Linked DNA regions of Homo sapiens: region 2 is linked to region 1. Evidence: read pairs that join two places in POLR2A ChIA-PET (ENCODE). Cell type or tissue: GM12878. All regions are shown on one strand. Each heading gives the region's core, and the rest is flanking DNA. Links, peaks and the distances in the headings are about the cores only. Region 1 overlaps TIAM1 (TIAM Rac1 associated GEF 1). Region 2 overlaps TIAM1 (TIAM Rac1 associated GEF 1).

Evidence for each region. Peaks named below come from ENCODE experiments on the same cell type or tissue, not always from the same donor. Only the 100,000 strongest peaks of a DNase experiment are listed, where the experiment ranks them.
Region 2: POLR2A ChIA-PET joins it to region 1 with 6 read pairs; 4 of 35 experiments call an interaction of 5 or more read pairs at or near these places.

What each region holds. Positions count from the first base shown.
Region 1 is chr21:31,265,878-31,268,791 of GRCh38, forward strand. TIAM1 (TIAM Rac1 associated GEF 1) reads right to left here. Exons shown (of 28, transcript NM_001353694.2): 4 at 133-1,106. The coding sequence starts at 1,095. Among named protein-coding and RNA genes, the nearest start is that of TIAM1, 77 kb to the right of the region's middle. In GM12878, for the core only: no CTCF peak of the experiment used is centred there; no DNase peak of the experiment used is centred there.
Region 2 is chr21:31,325,965-31,328,878 of GRCh38, forward strand. All of the region lies in intron 2 of TIAM1 (TIAM Rac1 associated GEF 1), which reads right to left. Among named protein-coding and RNA genes, the nearest start is that of TIAM1, 17 kb to the right of the region's middle. In GM12878, for the core only: no CTCF peak of the experiment used is centred there; a DNase peak (open chromatin) is centred at 1,137; H3K4me3 peaks cover 685 bases; H3K27ac peaks cover 734 bases.

The DNA of each region.
Region 1 (2,914 bases), core at 130-2,629:
CCAGCTGCAGCAACTACCAGGCAAACAGGGTAAAACCCGATTAAAAGATGGAAATCTTCTAAGAGCAAAGTCATGCACTTAAAGAGTCATGCACCATTCCCAAAATATTGAAACAAATTTCAATCACTTTACCTGAGTTGTTTTAGCTCTTCTGCCTTGCATGCTGTTGCTATGGCTAATTTGTGGGTTGGTGGCACCTTCAGAGAGACAGTGAGATTTCCTACAGGGAAGTGTGTTATAATTACTGTACGGAGGAGTCTCTTCAGCAGCAGCTGGTGGCATCTTATGGTTTGCAAGATTGGGAATATCAGACACCAAATTCCGACAGTAGCCTGCAAATTTGCTCCCCGGCCCCCCGTTTGCTGTCACTCCAGAGTTTTTCTGAGCATACAAGTCACCCAAGGAATTGGCTCTCTGACAGGTGCTGAGCTGCCGCGGACTCGCCCGCGTTTCCATCCCCCGAGCCTCCTCGCAGTCCTTCTCTTCGGCGGAACCCAAGATTTCTTCGTTGCTTGTTAAATGTTCTTGGCTCAGATCAGAGAGTGAGAATTCCAGGCTGTCCTCCCGCCAGATGTCTGCAGATTTGGAGCGTTTCTTCTTAAAGCTCGCCGTCTCCATGAAAGTGGGCCCATTGGATGTATAGGAATGCTGCCTCCTGCCTCCCTCAGCCAAATATGTAGCGTCATCCCCGTAAAGCCTGCTCTCCTCAGTGTCTGGCATGCTCTGCACAGAGGCTGCTGTGAGGACGATGCTGCTGTCTACGCTGGGAGTGACAGAAGAGTCAGTGTAAGACACAGGTCTCAAGCCCATGTCCACTCGGTCCACCCAGATGGGGCTCCCGAAGTCTTCTAGGGTACCATCTTGGGAGAAGGGCTCCAGGCCATTTTCAGCCAGGGACTGGGGGATGCTGGGGGTGCTGCTGGATCGGGTGCTCACTTCGGAGTTCCTGTGGATCACCTTCCCCGAGGAAGCGTGCCTGGTCCTCCGCGTCTTGTGCGAGAGGCGCAGGGAGCGGGAAGTGTGCTTGCGCCCCAGGCTGGCATGCTTTTCTCCATAAAACTCGTGCTCTACATGTTGACTTTCTGCGTTTCCCATGGTTTTATGGTCTGCAGCAAAGCGGGGGGAAAGGGGAGAATTGAGTCACTATTAGTACAGGTATAGGCATCTTAGAGAAAGCGCTCAGCCTGCAGGGAGGGCAGAACACCTTGGCTCACAGGGGTTGTTAGGTAAGTAACAGCACAACTTCCTATATGCACCTGGTAGGTTCTCGGACTCTTACCTGGGAGCAGGTGAACAGTAACATCATCTACTGAGACTGCCCCCTGAGATGTGAAATGAGCTCATAAATATGAGCATCAGAGAGTTAGACTTGTCTCTGCCCAGAGAGAAGATGGCCACAGGCCATAGCTGAGAGCGCTGCTTTTGGACAGCCAGAAACTCTGCTGACCTTGTCTTCCTTACTAAACATTTGAAGTTCTGCTCCTATCTATACATTGAAAACTCTGAAAGTACAAACCAAAATGTTCACCAAGGGAGTAATTTCTGTTTGAAATGATACACATATTTCAAAAAACAAAACTTAGAGGTGCATTTGGTAACCTCCTTCCCTCCCTGACAATGGGTACGTTTCGTTTTTTCATTTTTTTTTTTTTTTTGGCTCTATTTGAGCTCTAATGATACTTCAAAATCAATCAAAAATGGAAAACCTCAAGGTGTAAGTCTGATCAACTTTTCCTAGTAAATCAAAGTCAAAAATTAAAAAAAAAAAGCTTTGACCTTTAATGTCACAGCCTTCTGAGAACCTGGATTTTGGGGCATTTGGGGAGGGCTATGGAGGGGTGGTGGGGATGGGCAAAACAAAATAGAAAAAAATAGAAACTCCGCTCTCTGCTTAGCAGTAGATTAATGGGTTTATTTCTGGGAGCAAATCCAACCTGTGAACATTAATCTGGTACAGCATGCCCTGCAAACAGAAATTCACATTGTGAAACCACTAAGTGTGATTCCGCCTTCTGGGGCCCCCCAGGTTAATTCAAGTCCCTCCTTAATATTTTTACAGTCTCTCTCACTGACCCGATGACACAATTCTGTTACCCACAGTGGGAAAGAGAAAAATCTTCAAAGCTCGACAACTGTGACTCTACTTAGCCTATTCTTGTTCCATGAAGTCTCTCTAGCGCACTTCAAATTGTATGCACTTAAGATAACGCACATGAAAATAGCTGGAAAGGAAAGAAGAAAAACAGAGTAACTGGGCATATCTCTGAGGTGGTTCTTTTAACCACCTATAGAGCCATTCATTCAGAAAATACACATTGAGCACCTACCATGTTCTAGAAGCCAGAGATACAGCAGTGAACAAAAGGGACACATCCCCTACTCTCATGAAGCTAATTTCTAGCCAGGGAAGGCACGTGATAGACAAGAAAGTAAAAGCATCGTGGTGAAGCAGGAAGTGATATTACCGTGATCATTGCAAAGAGATCGAAAGAGCCTGGAACACAATATACCTTCACATTGATCCCAGACTTACTCTATAATTCCACTGTTCAGGCTAAAACGTTGCTGAAACTCTCACCAGCACATCTTCACTGAAATAAAATTTGTGGCAACACAAAGGGAAACCCTCCATTGAATGTTCCAGTGAGTTCAGGGGTAACTCATACAGACACCAGATGTTAAGCTGTTCCCAGGCTGGAATATTCCCCACCAGGTCACACATCACAGGAATCTCAGAGGGAATTTTCCAATAAAGACAATCTCTTTTTTACTAGGAGCAAGTAGATTTCAAAGCAATATGTTCACGCTTCTCTGGTATCTTTAAGAAGCAAGAAAAAAGATAAAAACGAAAAGATCAACGGTCTGTGCACAACCATTTATATTATCTAAATTCCTAAGAATGGTACATGCTACA
Region 2 (2,914 bases), core at 154-2,653, 60 kb after region 1:
AAATTGAAGAAGAGCATCCCTTTGCAAACCAACCGTGTTTCTCACGCCCTCCAGACCCTCCAGACCCTGCTGAGGCCTCTGCTTTTCCACTGTCAGGCAGAGTCCCCCTGGAGCAAAACTGCTGTGCATCTGAACACCCTGACCCCAGCGAGACCCCAACTCCCCTCCCGCAGGTGAGCCACTGAATTCCTCACCTATTAATGACATGTCCTGATTTTGTTTGGTTTTGTTCTGTTCCATTTTTCTTATAGAATGCCCCATTCTCTAGGAATGGAGTTGAGCAGCTGCCACTCTGTCCTCTGATCAAAGTTATGGTCCTCTCCTGTCTTCCTGTTGTCCCAGCTCACCTGAGAGACTTTCTGGGAAGAGACTCTTAGAGGGAAGGGGAGTACTATGGCATTCATGGAGAATCCCCAGTGACCAGCTTGGAAGGCAGCTGAAATTTTCAAAGGAACTTCCTGCCTATCTGTATCCCAAACTAAAAAGATAGAAAGAAAACCAAACAGCTTTACCAGTTAACAATACCATCCTTCAGTGCACACCATCAGACTCCAAATAATCCATATTAAGTGGTAAAAGCCCATGAACTGGAAAGAAAGAAGGCTTCTGCAATGACAACAACAAAAAGATAGGGCAAGTCCCTAGTATCTCAGGGTATTCCCCACGCCCTGCAGATGTGCGTGATCATACACTTCCCACCAGGTAATACTCGGGAAGTATTTAAGATGCTAGATGAAAGGCATTTGTTACCCAGGGGCAATCCCCCTAAGTTTCTTGCAGTGGTGATTAAAGCGATTGCCCTCCATCCCTTCCCTACCTTCCAGTGATGTGAGGTTTAACTAATGTGCACTTGGGGTTTTAAGATCCCTAGATGAAAAGAGGACCAGATGTGAAAGTTATTATTATTTTGTTCAAAGTAGACGGGTATACTAACATCTGTGGGCAAGTTTACCACACGCCACTTAAAACAGGCTAACAGGGTCATATGCCAAAACGTTCAGGTTTGCATTTTTGAAAAGCTCAGAGATCTGACAGATGTGTTCCGGCCGCGATTTAACATGCGGCTCCAGTGAGAAGGAAGCAGATATGACAAATGGTTCACTTATTTCAGAACTAAAACCCCAGAGGAGCAGCCTGAGCCAAAAAGGGAAGTGATCAATGGAAAAGACGGTCGAATCTGCTCACAGGCAAGGCAAGGGGGCAACACAGAGCATGTGCAGGGAGGAGGAGCTTTCTGTTTGGAAGGTAAATGAAACACTGGGCTGCAGAGAACCCGAAATTATCTTCAAGCATTTTTTAGCCACGCTTGAACTCATTCTAGAATTCATCAGCTAAGTACCCTTATAGGATAAAAAGTCCCTTTCTTCATCTTCTATAAAGAAAGAGATCTGTGGGCTGGGCGCAGTGGCTCATGCCTGTAATCTCAACACTTTGGGAGGCTGAGGTGGGCAGATCATTTGAGGTCAGGAGTTCGAGACCAATCTGGCCAACATAGCAAAACCCATCTCTACTAAAAATAGAAAAAATTAGCCTGGTGTGGTGATGCACACCTGTGATCCCAGCTACTTGGGAGGCTGAGGCATGAGAATCGCTTGAACCCAGGAGAGGCAGAGGTTGCAGTGAGCTGAGATGTGCCACTGCACTCCAGCCTGGGCAACAGAGTGAAACGCCGCCATCTCAAAAAAAAAAAAAAAAAAAGGAAAGAAAAGAAAACAGAAAAGAAGAAAAAAGATTTGTGCCTAGAGAAATTGCAAAAATAAAGACCACCCCACCATCACCCTGCACCAGTAGGATCCAGACTGTGTGAGCAATAAGAAAGTCTAATCGATGCCCAAACACAGGCTTACTGAGAACCATGGTCCACATGAAATGGTGCGTAGTCTCCTCCCAACGCAGCTGTCAGGGAGAACCTATGGACCTAAACCAGATCGTGTCTCCCTAGTCCTATCCACAACCCTCAAAGGCTTCCCATCTCACCAGCAGTCCCGCAGACCCTGCCCTGACGACCCTCCTCTGTCTTCATCTCCTTGGCTCTCCCACTTTGCTCTTTCCACCCAAACTTCCAACATGCCCAGCCCAGCCCTCTGCCCTCTGCCTCGATGCTCCCTCTGTCAGCACAGGGCTCGCTTCCTCAACCCCTTGCCATCTTGGCTCCAATGTCACCCATGCAGTGGGGCCTTCCTAACTCCCCTATGTTCAAAAGCTCAAACACCCAACACTTCCTTGCTTCAAGGGCCTCCACTGTAACAATCACCTTCCCACATGGTACATGTTGTAACTACAGTCGCCATTCCCTATCCACGGGTTCAGTATCCATGGCTTCCATATCTGTGGACTCAACCAACCGTAGATCAAAAATATTCAAAATAAATCAAGAAATGATTGTGCCTGTACTTAACACGTACATATTTTATTTTATTTTTTGAGACAAGGTGTCACTCTGTCGCCCAGGCTGGAAAGCAGCAGCACAATCACGGCTCACTGCAGCCTCAGCTTCCTAGGCTCACATGATCCTCCCACCTCAGCCTCCTGAGTAGCTGGGAACACAGGCACACGGCACCACGACTGGCTTATTATTATTTTTTTTTTTTATTTTGCTCTAAGTTCTGGGATACATGTGCAGAACGTGCAGGTTGGTTACACAGGTATACATGTGCCATGGTGGTTTGCTGCACCGATCAACCCGTCATCTAGGTTTTAAGGCCCGCATGCATTAGGTATTTGTCCTAATGCTCTCCCTCCCCTTGACCCCCACCCCCCGACAGGCCCAGGTGTGTGATGCTCCCCTCCCTGTGTCCATGTGTTCTCATTGATCAGCTCCCACTTATGAGTGATAACCTGTGGTGAATTTTTCTATTTTTTGTAGAGATGGGGTCTCGCTATGTTGCTCAGACTGGTCTCGAACTCCCAGGCT